2 separate regions of the Homo sapiens genome follow, and region 2 is linked to region 1. Evidence: chromatin loops called from intact Hi-C (ENCODE). Cell type or tissue: heart left ventricle. All regions are shown on one strand. Links, peaks and the distances in the headings refer to the core of each region. The heading gives the core; the rest is flanking DNA.

Evidence for each region. Hi-C counts contacts between places; a loop is a spot of excess contacts. Peaks named below come from ENCODE experiments on the same cell type or tissue, not always from the same donor. Only the 100,000 strongest peaks of a DNase experiment are listed, where the experiment ranks them.
Region 2: it touches region 1 in a loop (2.7-fold over the local background); 1 of 110 quality-filtered maps calls a loop at or near these places.

What each region holds. Positions count from the first base shown.
Region 1 is chr4:1,623,750-1,633,013 of GRCh38, forward strand. It overlaps LOC105374349 (a long non-coding RNA gene), which reads right to left and starts at 5,536. Exons shown (of 3, transcript XR_925052.3): 1 at 5,203-5,536; 2 at 4,187-4,268; 3 at 3,565-3,933. It also overlaps a transcript of FAM53A not described here. RefSeq lists an enhancer at 5,364-5,503. In heart left ventricle, for the core only: CTCF peaks have their summits at 5,573 (motif pointing left) and 5,781; a DNase peak (open chromatin) is centred at 5,572.
Region 2 is chr4:1,545,206-1,554,469 of GRCh38, forward strand. No RefSeq gene overlaps it. Among named protein-coding and RNA genes, the nearest start is that of FAM53A, 130 kb to the right of the region's middle. RefSeq lists enhancers at 1-114, 3,683-4,539 and silencers at 3,799-3,918, 6,635-6,805. In heart left ventricle, for the core only: a CTCF peak has its summit at 3,819 (motif pointing left); DNase peaks (open chromatin) are centred at 2,756, 3,026, 3,336, 3,836 and 2 weaker places; H3K4me3 peaks cover 2,527 bases; H3K27ac peaks cover 1,837 bases; H3K27me3 peaks cover 2,196 bases.

The sequences.
Region 1 (9,264 bases), core at 880-8,879:
ACATTCCCGGGGCGTCGGACAGGGCTGCTAATGAAAATATCAATCAAAAACTTGCCTGACTTAATGGTCAATTTAAATTAATTAATTGGGGAGGAGAAAAAAGTTGAGGAGGGTGGCGTTGATGGGCTCCCTCTCTGGCGGGCGGGGAGAAGTGGGTGCCCGGCTGGGCACAGCCCCCAGGCCAGGAGATGGGGCCAAGCCTCCCCCGGGACCCTGGGGCATACCTGAGGGCCCAGGGGCCATGCCTGCCTGGGGCGGGTGTGAGGCCTGAGATTCCCGTCCCACATTTCTGGGCAGGCTGTGGGTGGCCTGTCCTACTCCAGCTGTGTCGTCTGCAGGGACCACTGGTGGCCAGGTGCCCCCTCCCTGAGGCATAGAAGAGCCCCTTGCTCAGTGGGGCCAGGGAGGGCTGGCATTGTGGGCATGGGCATGGGCCACGACTGGCTCAGGTCCCTGGGCCTCATCTTGTCTGTGACACAGTGGCCATGTCCACTGCCCAGCACTTCGCAGGGCCCACGGCAGGCAGGGTGGGGCTGGACGCAGGGCTCACCAGGGATGCCCCCAGGTCAGGCGCTGTGTCAAGGGAGACACAGGTATCCCTGCTTCATAGTGGAGAAACTGAGGCTCTGAGGGGGACTGGTGCTTCAAGAGGCAGAAAGCGCCGTGACCCCCCGAACCACAAATGTGACAGTGCGGAGGCTGACGGGTCATCCAGGAGTGAGACGGAGAAAGGAACAAGGCCCAGAAGGACGGCAGGGGTGACTGCGCAGGGACTCCAGGGCCCCCATTCCAGGCAAAACCTGTAGGAAGATTCCCACTCAGCCCCTCTGGAGACATCTACATCCTCAAAGGCAATAACAGAACCCTCCGCGCAAACCAAAGGTGAGGACTCACAGCCAGGCCAGCCCGCCTCCCCGCCACCACGCCAGGTACCGCCACGCTGCGGGTCTGGCTGAGAAGGCACCTGGAATTCTGTCCCAGATGCTGTGTTTCACGCCAGATGACAGCAAAGCTCTCCCCTGACATGCGGGCACACTCCAGACTCCCCCAGAGGCCCTCCTGGAAGAACCACTCAAGGACCCAAGGGCCCAAAAGGCATCAGAAGGTCCTATGTCCCGGCCCACGTGGTCAGGGGTCACACCAGGTGATCAGAAGCCCCCACGTCCCGGCCCACGTGGTCAGGGTCACGCCAAGTGATCAGAAGCCCCCACGTCCCGGCCCACGTGGTCAGGGGTCACACCAGGTGATCAGAAGGCCCCACGTCCCAGCCCACGTGGTCAGGGTCACGCCAGGTGATCAGAAGGCCCCACGTCCCGGCCCACGTGGTCAGGGTCACGCCAGGTGATCAGAAGCCCCCACGTCCCGACCCACGTGGTCAGGGGTCACACCAGGTGATCAGAAGGCCCCACGTCCCGGCCCACGTGGTCAGGGGTCACACCAGGTGATCAGAAGGCCCCACGTCCCAGCCCACGTGGTCAGGGTCACGCCAGGTGATCAGAAGGCCCCACGTCCCGACCCACGTGGTCAGGGGTCACACCAGGTGATCAGAAGGCCCCACGTCCCGGCCCACGTGGTCAGGGGTCACACCAGGTGATCAGAAGGCCCCACGTCCCGGCCCACGTGGTCAGGGTCACGCCAGGTGATCAGAAGCCCCCACGTCCCGACCCACGTGGTCAGGGTCACACCAGGTGATCAGAAGGCCCCACGTCCCGGCCCACGTGGTCAGGGTCACACCAGGTGATCAGAAGGCCCCACGTCCCGGCCCACGTGGTCAGGGGTCACACCAGGTGATCAGAAGGCCCCACGTCCCGGCCCACGTGGTCAGGGTCACGCCAGGTGATCAGAAGCCCCCATGTCCCGACCCACGTGGTCAGGGTCACGCCAGGTGATCAGAAGGCCCCACGTCCCGACCCACGTGGTCAGGGTCACGCCAGGTGATCAGAAGGCCCTACGTACCAGCCCATGTGGTCAGGGTCACGCCAGGTGATCAGAAGGCCCCACGTCCCGGCCCACATGGTCAGGGTCACGCCAGGTGATCAGAAGGCCCCACGTCCCGGCCCACGTGGTCAGGGTCACGCCAAGTGGAGCCTTGGGGGAGACTGAAGCCACCGCCCTGGCCAGCACAGGTCATGTCTGGGCAGCCAGGAGCTGTCCAGAGACCCCAGAGGCAGGTTCAGCGGGTGGGATCTGGGCTTCCAACCCCTTCCCCAGGATCCGCCCATCAGAATCCTCCACAGGATCCTCTGCAGAGCCTTCCAGGAGGCGGCCCAGCATGTTTTTCCTGCCCCGACTCGGTGTGGCTGCCTGCCAGGGTGCAGGGGAAGTGGTGTGAGCCCCTGCCGTCCTTCTGGGCCTTGTTCCTGTCTCCATCTGGCTCCTGGATGACCCTGGTGCATAGGGCTTTCGTCTTGTGCTCTGCCCACACCAGGAGCAGAGCAAGCCAGGGGCGGTTGGCCCAGGAGGAGGAGGTAGGGGTCAGGCCGGACCTTACCCCAAGCTGAGCCCAAGTGACTACAGCTGCATGGAGCATGAACAGACGGTGGCCGTCACGAGCCGTCCACGTGGGCTTTCCTTCCACAGCATCTCACAGCAGAAGCTGACCCAGACAGCAGAGCCCAGGGAGCCCGACGCAGACCAGAGGCTGCCAGTCACACAGAACAGGAAGAACCCCGATCACCAGACCCAGCGGGGAAGTCGGGGAGGACCCAGTGTAGACTCTCAGCCACGGCCATGCCCTGAGCCCGGGGGGACCAGGGGAGGACCCGGGACAGTGTAGACTCTCAGCCACAGCCATGCCCTGAGCCCGGGGGGACCCGGGGAGGACCTGGGACAGTGTAGACTCTCAGCCACAGTGATGTTTTGCATCTGGGGGACCCGGGACAGTGTAAACTCTCAGCCACGGCCATGCCCTGAGCCCGGGGGGACCCGGGGAGGACCCGGGACAGTGCAGACTCTCAGCCACAGTGATGTTTTGAGTCTGGGGGACCCAGGACAGTGTAGACTCTCAGCTACAGCCATGCCCTGAGCCCAGAGACTCAGCCTGGCAGTGCCAACACACAGCCCTGAGTCTCCATCACAAACCCACCCACTGTTCATCCAACTGATTGAGCCCCTGGCCAGGGCTCAATCACAGGTTCTGTGGCCTGTATGTGGGGAGGGGCCAGCCCTCCCCCAGCCTCCAGATGGAGAGGGTGGGGGCCTGGCCTGGAGGCTGCCTGAGGGCAGGGGCTGTGGGACAGGACAGACTAAGGCTTGGCAAAGAGTGGCAACCATGGGCCCAGTGAGGCCAGCCAGAGGCACAGGACCAAGCGTGGCCATGTGGACGCAGGCCAGGAGGGTGGGGCTTCGCTCCGGTGCCCCCAGGTCGGCCCCCAGGAAGCCGTCCAGCTTGGCCTTGCACCCTCACACACAGCCTCCCTCAGCCAACCAGGTCCCCACCGGCCCCAGCACTGGGCACTCAGGGCCCAGCCCAGCAGGAGAAGGGAACACGACCACTACCATTTGACCCCAAGGCACCCAGAGTGCTCAGGCAGGGCCTGATCCTGCTGAGGCCATGGTGGCCGCTTGGTTGGTGTTTCTGTTCCCTGAGTAGCTCACGCCCTCGGGTGACAGAGCAGCCGTGAACTGCCGACTGACGGATACACCTCCCGGAATGTTTATGGACCACAGTCACTTGTATAACCACGGGGCTGCTTACGCTGGAGACTCAGATGGAAAGCACCCTGGGGTGCCACACACACCCAGTCCCCTGCTTGGAGCCCACCTGGCCACAGCTCCCCAGCAGACCCTGCCAGGCTGACCCCTCCCCACAGCATGGTGGAGAGCTGGGGCTCCCATCCGCCGTGGGCCTGATCCTTCTTGTCCTCTCCACATTCTCCAGGGCAGAGACAGTGTCCACACTGGGGCCAAGTGGCCAAGAGCTGCAGCTGAGGCCTGCAGGGGAAGGGTGTCGGGGAGGAAGCCCAGGGCCAGAGGGTCCCACTCCCTCCCTCCACCACCCCCTTGCCCTCTGGCATGTGTCCCAGCAGCAGCCCCACCTGGGGGTCTCCACTCAGCAGGGCAGCCCCTCCAGAGGTCATGCAGGGGGCCTGGAGCTTGAGCCATGAGCCTCCCACCCACCATGAAGTGACTCTGGGAGAGACAGGCTCTGCTTGTGAGCTGATGCCCGCAGGCAAGTCCCATCTACCTTCAGGGTCCTCCTGTCAACGGCAGCATCCAGTGATGAGGCTGAGAGGATTCCATAGGCCCTGGGGTCAACCCACATGCACCTGGGTGGGGAGGGTGGCACGGGGGGAGGGTGCACCTCAGGGGGTGGGTGGCATGAAGGGAGGGTGCACCTGGGCGGGGAGGGTGGCACGGGGGAGGGCACGCACGTGGGCAGGGAGGGTGGCCCAGGGGAGGGTGTACCTGAACAGGGAGGGTGGCATAGGGGGAGGGTGGCACGGGGGGAGGGTGGCATGGGGGGAGGGTGTACCTGGACGGGGAGGGTGGCACGGGGGGAGGGTGCCACGGGGGGAGGGTGGCATGGGGGAGAGTGGCATGGGGGGGGTGGCATGGGGAGGGTGGCATGGGGGAGGGTGGCATGGGAGAGGGTGGCATGGGGGAGGGTGGCATGGGGGAGGGTGGCATGGCGGGAGGGTGGCACGGGGAGGGTGGCATGGCGGGAGGGTGGCACGGGGAGAGTGGCATGGCGGGAGGGTGGCATGGGGGAGGGTGGCATGGGGGGAGGGTGCACCTCGGGGGGTGCGTGGCACGAAGGGAGGGCGCACCTGGGCGGGGAGGGTGGCACGGGGGGAGGGTGGCATGGGGGGAGGGTGGCAGGGGGAGCATGCCACGGGGGGAGGGTGGCATGGGGGAGAGTGGCATGGGGAGGGTGGCATGGGGGGAGGGTGGCATGGGGGAGGGTGGCATGGTGGGAGGGTGGCACGGGAAGAGTGGCATGGCGGGAGGGTGGCATGGGGGAGGGTGGCATGGGGGAGTGGCATGGGGGGGAGGGTGCCATGGGGGGAGGGTGGCATGGGGGAGTGGCATGGGGGGAGGGTGCCATGGGGGGAGGGTGGCATGGGGGAGGGTGGCATGGGGGAGGTTGGCATGGGGGGAGGGCACACACTTGCACTAAGACTCCCCAGGCTTCGCCCACTGCAGGGTCCCCTACTCCGTAGCCCAAGATAAGGGGGCCTTGGAACACCTGAGTTTGAGTACCTTCTCCCCTGGGGCCCTGTGTGCCTTAAATCCACGATGAGTCCCCGTGACCGCGTGGTCTCCAGGAGGCAGGGGCCGTGGGGTTCTCCTCTCACCCACGTCCACCCCAGGATGTGCGCCATGCCTGCGTTGGGGGACAGCACCTCGATCCCCTCCAGGCGGATACCTCGCCCAGCCCAGCTGGGAAGAGGAAGGAGCAGGGTCCCTGGGGCACTAGAGTGGGCCAGACCCATGGTGGAGGGAGCCCCATCCCCACCGCACCTGGGACCCCAGGGGGTCTGCACTCTCCACCAGGACTCCAGGGCCCACAGAGGGAGGCCGAGGCTGTGGCCACCACCTAGAGTCAATCTCTGCTGCCACCCAGCGGCCTCCAGGGGAAGTGCGGGCGAAGCCTCAGGCCAGGCCAGACCACCCGGCAGCTGGGCCCGCCAGGGAAAGCGGAGCCTGGGGCCTCAGGACCCCTCTAGGGTGGCCCGAGTCAGTCCTGGGCCTCGACTGTGCCCTGGAGGCCTGGCCAGGGGGCAGTAGGAGACATGTCCGTCCTGAGGGCCACTGGCCATGGCCTTGGCCTGGGGTTGGGCCTGTCCAGGCTCCACCAGCTCTGGGCCACCCCCTCATCCTGCCTGTGGCTGCCCGCACGGGTCCTCAGCAGACAGGAGCTGCCCAGGGCTAAGGCAGGGCCTTGCCAGTGCCCAGCTTCAGTGAAGAGTACAAGGGGGACTCCCAGAGCAGGGCTCTCAGGCCCAGACTCAGCCCCTTGGGAAGAGGGACCCAACCTGGGGTCCCTTTGGGAGGCTGAGGCAGGAGGATCGTTTGAGTCTCCGAAGGCAGTTAGTCCCGGAAGCAGCTCTGAGAACAAGGCTGGGCCCACCCCGGCCCACCCACAGCTCATCTCTGTGGCCAGAGGGCTGGCCCAGCTCCACCACACACGGCCTCGCTGGGGACAGCCTGGGCCTCACACCCCGGCTTAAAGCTGTGGTTTATTCAGATGGGCCCTGGCCTGAGCAGATGCCGGATGGAGCTTCCCCTCTCCCAGACCTTCCCTTCTGTGCTCCCTTCCTCATCCTTCCCCATGTCCCCCTGCTTCCCCCTCCGCCCAGCACAAAAAGACCACAGTGAGACCCCGCTGGACACCTCACCCGGCTGCCTGCCTGCCAGGTGTGGTGAGGGTATGAGTCCTGGACAAGGGGACCAACTCCTCACACACAGGGGTAGGTCATCCCCTTCCAAGCTGTCGGAGCTGCCCACGAGGCAGGTGCACAAGACAGCCTGGCCCTGGTGCCACCTGCTGCAGGGGCCTGAGACACCCTGTCCTCTGAGCTGCCCGTGACCAGGGGGTCAGAGCCCACCTTGGTGTTGTGGCCCCCATGGTGTCTGCTGAGACCACTCACCTCTGCCACTGCAGCCGAAACAGCCACAGCCAAGGTCTACACAAATGCACGTCGGGGAGTTCCCATCAAACTCTACGGAAACAGGCCGCGTCTGTATGTGGCCAGTGGGCCGCGGTTTGCCGACCCCCAACTCATGGATCACGTGTCACGAATCGTGTATGGGGACACACAGGCAAGAGCAGGGTCTACAAAAATACACGCCCCGGGCCCCGTTCAGCCAGTCCGTCCCACACCTGAGGCAGGCTCAGCAATTCCCCTCAGCCTCACCGCCACTCCCAAGACAGGCCAGGAGCCTGCTCTAAACACCATCGTGGAAGCCAGACAGAAAAGGCCCGCACAGCATGATCCCACGTCTACGAAATGCCCAGCTCCACAGAGACAACAAGCGGAGGGGAGGCTGCCAGGGCAGGGCAGGGTGGGGAGCGCCCACTCGTGGGGAGGGGGCTCATTTGGGCGATGGGATAAAATGGTTTGGAACCAGAGAGAGGCGGTGTCTGCACCATCTCACGAATGTACTAAATGCCAGTTAACTGAACACTAAATTTTATGTTGAGGCTGGGCACCATGGCACGCGCCTGCAGTCCCAGCACTTTGGGAGGGTGAGGCAGGAGGACTGTTTGAGCCCCAGAGGTCAAGACTGCAGTGAGCCATGATCACACCACTGCACTCCAATCTTGGTGACTGGGGGAGACCCTGTCTCAAAAATAATATAATAATAAATTAATAAATGTATTAATACTAACAATAAAAACAATGTTTCCAATAAATTATTATAACACTTTAGAGGAGAAAGACTGGAGTCAGGATGGCTCTGACTCTGCCACCTGTCACTTGAGAGGCATACGACTTGGAGCGGGGCTGAGGCAGGCGGAGACCCTGCTTGGGGCTTCCCAGCAGCCTTTTGCCCCGGGAGCTGCAATAGCAGCGGTGGACAAGCCAGAGGCAGCCCCAGGCCTGCTGTGGGCAGCAAAGGTCTCCATCAACCCCATGTCCCAGGCAAGGCCAGGTCTCTGGGCCTCAGTGTGGGGCAGTGAGGCCAGCTTGCAGCCCAGGCCGTTCCCACACATGCTAACCTCTGAGAGTCCAGGGACAGCACTGTGGGGCTCCTGTGCCGGGCATTACGGCTTCCTGTCCCTGGAGTGTGTCCCCCGCTGCCTGGGAACTCCTCAGGGAAGGGCACACAGCAGTCCCAGGGAAACAGCCTCTGAGCTGAAGGCGCCCAACCACAGAGGGAAGGTGCCATATCCACGGTGCACTGGGCAGCCTCTGAGACGCCCCAGAGAAAGAGAGTGGGGAGACTGAGGCACCCTACAGAAGGAAAAAGCTATAGAAACACTGATTCAAGAAGCTAAAAAAAACAGCCAAATCAACCAGCAAACACGTGGAATAAACACACAGAAAAGCCGCTCCCACAGGCAACCCACTGAAAACCAAAAATACAGAGATCTTAAAAGCTTCCTGAGGACGGGGGACACATGATATACAAGGAAACAGCAACAAAAAAATTGCTCCTCACTTTTAAAAATTATCCAAGCCACGGCCAGGCATGGTGGCTCACGCCTGTAATCCCAACACTTTGGGAGGCCAAGATGGGTGGATCACTTGAGGTCAGGAGTCTGAGACCAGCCTGGCCAACATGATGAAACCCCGTCTCTAGTACAAATACAAAAAATTATAGGGGTGTGGTGGCACGTGCCTGTAATCCCAGCTACTCAGGAGGGTGAGGTAGGAGAATCGCTTGAACCCGGTAGGTGGAGGTCGCAGTGAGCTGAGATTACTCCACTGCACTCCAGCCTGGGTGACACAGTAAGATTCCATCTCAAAAAAAAAAAAAAAAAAGTTTAGTATTTGGAGATACGGTCTCTAAAGAGGTAGTTAGGGTTAAATAAGGTCACACGAGTCGGTCCTAATCTAATCTGACCTGTGTCCTCATAGGAAGAGGAAGAAGATGAGGACACAGACACACACAGAGAAACGACCACGTGCAGACAGGGAGATAGTGGCCGCCTTTGAACCACAGAGCGAGGCCCTGGGAGAAAGTGGCCCTCCTGATGCTTCCATCTCGGACTTCCAGCCTCCAGAACTGGGAGGAGAGACAGCTCTGCTGTTTAAGCCCACTGTGCAGTATTCTGACATGGACCCCCAAGAAGACCGACCCACAGATGACAAGAGAACTGTCACATGACCGTCTCAACAGACAACTAACAAATAATAAAAGCAACACCCATTCGTGACGTTTTATCATCTGCGCCCTTAGAGTAGAGCCACGGGGACAAAGCTGGAACGAAGCCTGAGTCCTCTCATCACCATCCTTGACTCAGCAGCCGTCTGAAGCCACAGAACGCTCCACAGGCGTGCATGCACGTGGGCAGTTTGCACGCCTGTGTATACACACCACGCAGGCACACACTACACAGTGCTCACACGTGTGCATATTATACAGTTGTACATGGACACACATGCCCATGTGCACACAGACCCACCTGCAAATACCTGTGGACACACAGTTACACGTGCACACACACAGGTACACTTACACACAGACTCCCATGCAGAAAATGTAGGCACACATGTAGTTATGCCTGTAGGCACATATGCACACACGTGCACAGACATACATGCATGTGCACAGGGCGCACGCAGGCATAGGTACACACTCGTGCTCACACGC
Region 2 (9,264 bases), core at 653-8,652, 79 kb before region 1:
ATCCCCACCGCAGGCCCTACTGAGGGAGTCATTAGCGGCCGTGTGGGGAGTGGCGATTAACAGTGGGTTCAGTGCAGCAGGACAGCCGGACCCCTGCCCCAGGCTCTCAGCAGGACAGCCGGACCCCTGCCCCAGGCTCTCAGCAGGACAGCCGGACCCCTGCCCCAGGCTCTCAGCAGGACAGCCGGACCCCTGCCCCAGGCTCTCAGCAGGACAGCCGGACCCCTGCCCCAGGCTCTCAGCAGGACAGCCGGACCCCTGCCCCAGGCTCTCAGCAGGACAGCCGGACCCCTGCCCCAGGCTCTCAGCAGGACAGCCGGACCCCTGCCCCAGGCTCTCAGCAGGACAGCCGGACCCCTGCCCCAGGCTCTCAGCAGGACAGCCGGACCCCTGCCCCAGGCTCTCAGCAGGACAGCCGGACCCCTGCCCCAGGTACTCAGCAGGACAGCCGGACCCCTGCCCCAGGCTCTCAGCAGGACAGCCGGACCCCTGCCCCAGGCTCTCAGCAGGACAGCCGGACCCCTGCCCCAGGCTCTCAGCAGGACAGCCGGACCCCTGCCCCAGGCTCTCAGCAGGACAGCCGGACCCCTGCCCCAGGTACTCAGCAGGACAGCCAGACCCGCCCCAGGCTCTCAGCAGGACAGCCGGACCCCTGCCCCAGGCTCTCAGCAGGACAGCCGGACCCCTGCCCCAGGTACTCAGCAGGACAGCCGGACCCCTGCCCCAGGCTCTCAGCAGGACAGCCGGACCCCTGCCCCAGGCTCTCAGCAGGACAGCCGGACCCCTGCCCCAGGCTCTCAGCAGGACAGCCGGACCCCTGCCCCAGGTACTCAGCAGGACAGCCGGACCCCTGCCCCAGGCTCTCAGCAGGACAGCCGGACCCCTGCCCCAGGCTCTCAGCAGGACAGCCGGACCCCTGCCCCAGGCTCTCAGCAGGACAGCCGGACCCCTGCCCCAGGCTCTCAGCAGGACAGCCGGACCCCTGCCCCAGGCTCTCAGCAGGACAGCCGGACCCCTGCCCCAGGCTCTCAGCAGGACAGCCGGACCCCTTGCCCCAGGCTCTCAGCAGGACAGCCGGACCCCTGCCCCAGGTACTCAGCAGGACAGCCGGACCCCTACCCCAGGTACTCAGCAGGACAGCCGGACCCCTTGCCCCAGGCTCTCAGCAGGACAGCCGGACCCCTGCCCCAGGTACTCAGCAGGACAGCCGGACCCCTGCCCCAGGCTCTCAGCAGGACAGCCAGACCCCTGCCCCAGGCTCTCAGCAGGACAGCCGGACCCCTGCCCCAGGCTCTCAGCTGGACAGCCGGACCCCCTGCCCCAGGCTCTCAGCAGGACAGCCGGACCCCTGCCCCAGGTACTCAGCAGGACAGCCGGACCCCTGCCCCAGGCTCTCAGCAGGACAGCCGGACCCCTGCCCCAGGCTCTCAGCAGGACAGCCGGACCCCTGCCCCAGGCTCTCAGCAGGACAGCCGGACCCCTGCCCCAGGTACTCAGCAGGACAGCCGGACCCCTGCCCCAGGCTCTCAGCAGGACAGCCGGACCCCTGCCCCAGGCTCTCAGCAGGACAGCCGGACCCCTGCCCCAGGCTCTCAGCAGGACAGCCGGACCCCTGCCCCAGGCTCTCAGCAGGACAGCCGGACCCCTGCCCCAGGCTCTCAGCAGGACAGCCGGACCCCTGCCCCAGGCTCTCAGCAGGACAGCCGGACCCCTTGCCCCAGGCTCTCAGCAGGACAGCCGGACCCCTGCCCCAGGTACTCAGCAGGACAGCCGGACCCCTACCCCAGGTACTCAGCAGGACAGCCGGACCCCTTGCCCCAGGCTCTCAGCAGGACAGCCGGACCCCTGCCCCAGGTACTCAGCAGGACAGCCGGACCCCTTGCCCCAGGCTCTCAGCAGGACAGCCGGACCCCCTGCCCCAGGCTCTCAGCAGGACAGCCGGACCCCTGCCCCAGGCTCTCAGCTGGACAGCCAGACCCGCCCCAGGCTCTCAGCTGGCGGTCAAGGTCTCCTGCTTTACTGATAAACTTGTCTCCAGGGACCCACACCCCCTGCCCAAGGGCTCTTGATCCTGGGCAGACTTAGAAGCAGTGCAGGGCCTCAGTGTGGGCCCTGAGCCTCGGGCTCTAAAGGGTGAATGGCACGTTCACACCATCGTCTTTCCTGGAAACGACAGCGCCTGCCATTCAGGACATTACCCAGCCCCCGGCCTGATAGCCCATGACTCTCCGGTTCATAACACAAAATCACACTTTTCATCAAGAAGCTTGTATTCTCCAGATAATTCAAGAATCCACACAGCAAATCCAGCACAGACTGTTTGCTTCCCAACACCCAGACACATGTGCCTGCAAATTCCTGATGTTACGAAGACCTGCCCCGGAGAGGGGAGGCATCGCCCCAGGTAACCCCAGGCCACAACCCACATCCCACACCCCAGACGACCCCGGGACATCGACAGTCCACACCCTAGACAACCCCGAGGCACTGAAAACCCACACCCACACCCGAAATAACCCTGGGACACTGACAACCCACACCCCAGACAATCCCAGACAACCCCGGGACACTGACAACCCACTCCCCAAATAACCCTAGGCAACCCCAGTATGCTGACAACCCACACCCCAGACAACTCCAGGAGACTGACAACCCACACCCCAGCTGACCCCGCATCCTGGCTGTGATGGGGCTGCCATCCACACCGCCTGCTCCAAGGGCTCTGCTGCTCCGGGTTGGACCTGCACGGTTCTGGGTCACTGCAGGACTTGGGACAAGTGACTCAGTTCCCCATTGAGCAGGACAGCATCCCAGCCGCCCTGGGTTACTGTGATATCAGGAGTCAGTGGCCAACGTTTCCTGAGCCCTCTTTCTGAGGCCAGACGCCAGCATGGAGGCTGCAGCGAGTCCCTTCCCTCATCTGCACGAGGCTTGGGGACCCCATGGCCACCTGGCCCAGGTGTGGGCACCGAGGTGGGGCTGTGGGGTGAGCTCCCGGGTGGCCCATGGCTGGCAGTCGGCCGTCCTGAGGGGACTCTAGGTACGACACGAGGTCCTCCAGCCACAGGCATCAGCTTCCCCTCTCGGACACAGGCCAGCAAAGACAATCGCCGGATGTCTGAGTACCCCCTCTCCTTCCAAAACAAACAGAAAACCCGTCCACAGCATCTGTCGACCAAAAGAAGAACCGCCAGAGTCCAGGGAAGCAGCTTGCCGGGAACCTGCCAGGTTTGCATCGAATTCCCCGAGTTCCGGAAACCCCGTCCGTCCCAGGCAAACAGGCACCGTGGGTCACCCTTCCGGGACCCACATTCGCGCCAGGCCTAGGTGGAGGCCTTGGCCCTGGGAAGGAAGGCTGACCAGAAGCCTCGGCACCCTGCCCCCGCGGCCACGTGTGGACGCAGAGGCCTCTTGGGCGGTGAAAGGCTGCTCCTGAAGGCGTTTCTGGTTTTTCCATTTATAAAGCAGAGTGAGGTTATAAATCAGAAAAGTGTTTACAGGAGACACACAGCTGGCAATAACAGCTTTGAGGGGCCACTGCGTCTCTGTGACTATTTCATCTTCCACGCCAACTTAAACATGAGAAAAAAAGGCTTTGCAGCCCAGGGCCCCGCTGCACGGCCCAGCAGATCGAGAGCATTTGCAATAATTCATAGACTTCTCACTTTCATTTTTCTGCCGCCCAGGAATTACATTCCACTATTAAAATGCGCTGGGACTGCCTGGCCCGGCCGCTCCTGCGTGTTCAGACACAGGTCGGGCGAGGACCCTGTGCGGCCCCAAGCGGACCCTGCTGCGGCTCCGGGGCCGGGCGCTTGCCCCCTGCTGGACACACGGTGCACTGCAGGCAGCCCAGAGGGCCCTCCCCGCTCTGCGGGTGAGAAAATCCCGAGACAGGCGGGTTTCCTCTGAGATGGCCACGGTTCCAGGTGAGAAAGCAGGCGGGAGGGAAGAAGCTGGCGTCCAGGCCCCTGTGCAGTCACATCTGGTCCTCTGCGGCCCGTTCCTGTTCTTGGGATGCTGGCGGGGGCACTGCCCCAGCTCAGGGGCACAGAAGACCCAGATGGGTGCAGGCAGGAAGGCCAGCTTGGTCGGGGTGGTGGGGGGGGCCTGGGCCAAGGCCAGAGCCGGGACAGCCCCCAGGTGTGGTCGGGCCTGGACCTTCCCTACTGCAGACCCAGTGGGTCCCACTCGCCTTCAGTCGAGGCTTTGTCACCTCAGGGCAAGTTGAGGGCAGAGCTGGGACTCCCCAGATACTGCCTGATCTGCTCTCACTGACCCAGCCCCAGAGCCCCAGGCAGGAGGGATGGGCAGGGCCTGAGGGACAGGTCTCTGTGGTCCTCAGAGCCTCACCCATTCACAGTCAGGCATGGGGCCAGAGAAGGCCGTGCTTCAGTGGGACCACCCACTGAAGGCCGAAGGCCGGTGCCAGCCGTCCCCACAACAGGACCCGGAGGCCTCTCTGCCCCATCCTCCAGATCCAGCCTCTAGTGTGCACAAGCTGAGAGGGGATGCTGAGGGCAAGAAGGAGCGGGACTTGGGTGTCCTGTCCCACACGCCCCCGAGGGGCTGGCAGGGGAGGATGGGGCAAGATGGTGGAGCTTGTCAGGGGAGATGGGGAGCACATTTCAGCAGCTGTGCTCTTCTGGGACAGCACAAACTGTCGGGGAGAAGAGTGATGGCCGGCAATGCCCCTGGGCAGCGAGGGGTCCCGAGTCCAGGGGCTCAAATGCTTCGGGGCACGGTGACAATGCCACCTCCTCCAGGAAGTCTCCCCAGACTGCACTGCCCAGTGGTGACTCTGAGCTGACTGCACCTCCCCTGAACTCCCGCCCTAGGAGCAGCCACTCTCCGGCTGCATGACTCTCTAAGACTCGGGAGGTTTGGGGCGCAGTCCCAGAGGTTTTTCAGGAAACAGCCACTAAATGGATGAATGAATGATGAAACCTGCTGCTCAAGGGCTGCAGACCTGGGCTCTCCCTGCACTGCCCGGGCCCTCAGGGCTGCACCACCCAGGCTGGGTCGGGCCACACACCCCAAAAGGGCCCTGCCAAAGCCCTCCCACCCCAGAAACAGAAGAAGGGGCCGGCGGCCACCCCTGGGCCCAGCCCCGGCCTCCCCTTGTATGCCCCCAGCCCCCCACCAATGCCCTCCCCTGCCCCTGGTGGGTCAGAGATCTCCTGGAGGCTACAGGGAGCAAAGGCGATGCCCGCAGGTGGCGAGCGTGTTCTCAGGAGCAGGTGGGCAGGGGCCTTGCAGACTCTTCATTTCTTCCTTCCCTTATCACCGTTAGCCATTTTCATGGGATAGAGATACAGAGGAGCTCCCATTACAAAGCGCCATTAAACTGTCGTCTGTGCAACTGTGTGTGAAGAGGCATCGGATAACGGTCAGGGCTGTGCACGCCTGAGTTGCTGGCCCTGCACCCGGCCCAGCACTCCTAGAGAGAGGCCTCACCTAGAGAGACAGGCCTTCTTCGGCACCCAGCACCACTGCCCACCCCAGCCTGCCCCCCTAAATGACACTCACTGCCTGGGCAGGACAGCCCCGGGGCCCAGCACACCAGGAGGGCTCCGAACCCGGCCAAAGGTGGTGGGAAGACAGAGGAACCGTGAAGAACAGATGATAGTACAGGCTGGGGAGAGGGGGCTGGTGTCCCCAGAGGCAGGGCCACCCCCCCAACAGTTGAGGGGGCCACCCACTCACGGCGCCATGGCCAGTGCAGGGCCTGGAGTCAGGCCAAGCTCCCGTCTGCCCCAGCTTGGCATTCAGACCACCAATCCAGCGGCCACAGGAGTGAGGTGTAGCCCCAGCCCCTGGCGCTAGAGGGAAACTGAGGCTGGGGTAGGGGACCAGAGGTGAAGCAGGCCTAGACCCCACCCCGTCTCCAGGGGGAAGGAGCTGTCCTTGGACCCACCATTCCCCCTCAGTGTGTCTAAGGGCCATGGGGATTTAGGAGCCCCAGGGGCATGGCTGGGGTGGACGCTCAAGGCTGGGAGGAGCTTCTTAGGGTCCCCAGGGTCCACTCCACCTGGCCATGCCCAGCCCACAGGTGCTCAGGCCCCAGGCCAGGGCAGACTCAGTAAAGAGTCCGGTGGGCAGGTGGGAGGTGGGAAGGGGGTGTCACGGCCCAGTGTCTGGCCTTTCCAGGGATGGGGACCAGGCCTTGACGGAGGCTGGATGTGGTCAGGTGGGGCCTGGGCAGCAGGGCATGACTCCATGGGGGGCACATGTGGCACCTGGCAGGAGGTGGAGCTGCATCTGAGCAGAGCACACAGGAGCCTGTGTCCCTGCATGTGGGTTGGTGCCCATGAGGCCAGCACGTGCCTGGAGCAGCCAAGCGGGTTCCAGGACTCAAGAGGCAGCCAGGCTCAGCGAGCAAGACAAGGTTGCCTCCTGAGGACAGAGGAGGCCCAGCCAACCCAACAGATACCCCCAGACAGAAGGTCCCAGACTCACCTAAGAACCCCCAGACAGAGGGTCCCAGACTCACCTAAGACACCCCCAGACAGAGGGTCCCAAGCTCACCTCAGAGACACCCCCAGACAGAGGGTCCCAGACTCAGCTAAGACACCCCCAGACAGAGGGTCCCAGACTCACCTGAGAAATACCCCCAGACAGAGGGTCCCAGACTCACCTAAGACACCCCCAGACAGAGGGTCCCAAACTCACCTCAGAGACACCCCCAGACAGAGGGTCCCAAACTCACCTCAGAGACACCCCCAGACAGAGGGTCTCAGCCAACCCAACAGACACCCCCAGACAGAAGGTCCCAGACTCACCTAAGACACCCCCAGACAGAGGGTCCCAGACTCACCTAAGACACCCCCAGACAGAGGGTCCCAAGCTCACCTCAGAGACACCCCCAGACAGAGGGTCCCAGACTCAGCTAAGACACCCCCAGACAGAGGGTCCCAGACTCACCTGAGAAATACCCCCAGACAGAGGGTCCCAGCCTCACCTGAGAAATACCCCCAGACAGAGGGTCCCAGACTCACCTAAGAAATACCCCCAGACAGAGGGTCCCAAACTCACCTAAGACACCCCCAGACAGAGGGTCCCAGACTCACCTGAGAAATACCCCCAGACAGAGGGTCCCAGACTCACCTAAGACACCCCAAGACAGAGGGTCCCCAACTCTCAGGCACCCCTTCATTCACCCAGCTGTGACTGGTGGGCCTGGAGCCCAGGCCCAGGGCAGGTGCAGTGAAGACCCCGCCCAGACCCAGGTCCCCACACACACTGGCCACACCCCTGCCCTGGGCATGGCCTGGGCCGAGCGGTGGCAGAGGCTGCTGTCCAGGAGGCTTCGTCTAGCAGCTCCAGAGAGCTGGGCGCTGAGTGCGGCCTGCTCACCCCCTCTCCTCTCTCCTCCCTGAGAGTCAGTGGGAGGTGAGGGGAGAGGGCCTGGGAGCCAGTGGCCAGGGTCAAAGCCCAGCTCAGCCACCGGGCAGCCAGGGCCAGTCCCTGACGAATGAGGGCCACCTGGCCCGGCCACTACAAGGGTGGGGGCAAGGGTGGGGTCAGCACCCTCGCGACGCCCAGAAAGGCCACTAAGGAAGCCGCAGAGCCCAGGCCACCGAGCACAGCGGGGAGAGGAAACTGCCTGGCCCGAAGGAAGGGAGCGAGCGGTCCAGGGGAGGCACCGTCCAGGAGCCAGCGCCCGGGGCCCCTCCGCAGGATCAAAGGCTGTCCAAGGGCACGGATGCCTCCCCACTCCCACCCGGGTGCTCACCGACGCGCCCGCTCAGAAATACAATATTTGTAGGGTCTTTTTCATAAAGGTCTTTATGGGTTTGGAAATTTAAACACCACGGAGCCTGAGTTGAATTGGAAAGCAAACGTCTCTAAGCTTGTACATCTTAGAGCAAAAAAATTCAATTAAGTGGGATTTTAGCTGTTTCAATAAAATTGGACTCTCCCTCTTCAAGATAAGAGCTCTGTGGCGTAGAAGCACCTTTATGTGCCACGAGTATCCACTTCTCCGAAACGCGTAATCCCGGCTCAGGACACAATGCCCACAACAGGAAATCAATGCATAGTCGAATCAATTTGAAAATATAAAATAAACTAATATATGAGTGGAAAATTGACTTCCTATGGATTAAAAGCAGCACAAATAGTAGAAAAATCTAGCTTTTTAGCAAAAGGAAGCAGGTTGGGGGGCGGGGTCTGGGAAGGGGCCCGGGAAGCCCTCGGTGCTTGGAGGATGGCACTGGGGCCTAATCTAGCCGAGGAGAATACGGGGCACCCGGTCCGAGGCTCCAGGGCTGCCAGGCGGTACTGAGCCTCGAGGCCCCCGTCACCAGCGCACATAAATGCTGCTGGCATAACCATTGAGTGGAAGAGTTGATAACGGGACTGTTTTCAAGGGCGGTGTAATAACAACCCCTTCACAGGCACCCATGGCTCCTCTCCTCCACAGCACGGCTTGGGGTGATGGCGTGAGCTGCCTGCCCGGGGGATGCAGGGAAGAAACCCACAGGCCCGACAACATCTTCAATGATGCCTTCTCCACATCACCGCCCCCCAGCCCAGATGCCTGGGAAAGAATGCTAGAGGGGCAGCCCCGCCAGCTGGTGCAAGCATGGCGTGCAACGTCCACGAAGCTGAGCAGGATGGCCTGGACGACGCACCCACCACGGGGCTCCTGGAGAGAATGGGCAGCCGCCCGACGAGGCCTGCCGGGGTCTCAGCCCTGCACCTCCGCAGCTGTGGGACGCCATGCCTCCTCTGAGATCTCCGGTCTGTGCCGCCTCCACCCTTTTGTTCAGACATAGCTATCGCTCTCCCCTGAGCCCCCATGACCCACAGCCCCCTGGCCTGCAGGCACTCCTCCTCCAGGGAGCCCACTCAGTTGCCCCCCTCAGAGCCAGCTCCCACCCCCTCCCCGGCTGCCAGGCCACTCCCTCCCCGGCTGCCAGGTCTCTCCCTGGCCCAGACCCCACAGGCCCCTGACATCCCATGCGCAATTGGGACTCAATGCCTATGAGGCTGCCTCGCCCCGACCCCAGCAACCACCCCTCACCCTCTGTCTGACCTGTCTGACGGGGACCCCTCCTCACCAGCCCCCCGGTCTGTCTCCCCATCACCTCGGTATGTGGTTTCCAGGTGCCCTCAGGGGGCAGCCGGCGTCTCTCTTTTGGTTTGTTTATTTCCAAGCAACAGACAAAAGCGCCACTCCCGGGTCCCGCGGCTCTGAGGCTTCCACCAACAGGGGAGGCCAGGAGAAGCCCAGTGGGCAAGCCCCTCGGGCCGTACCCA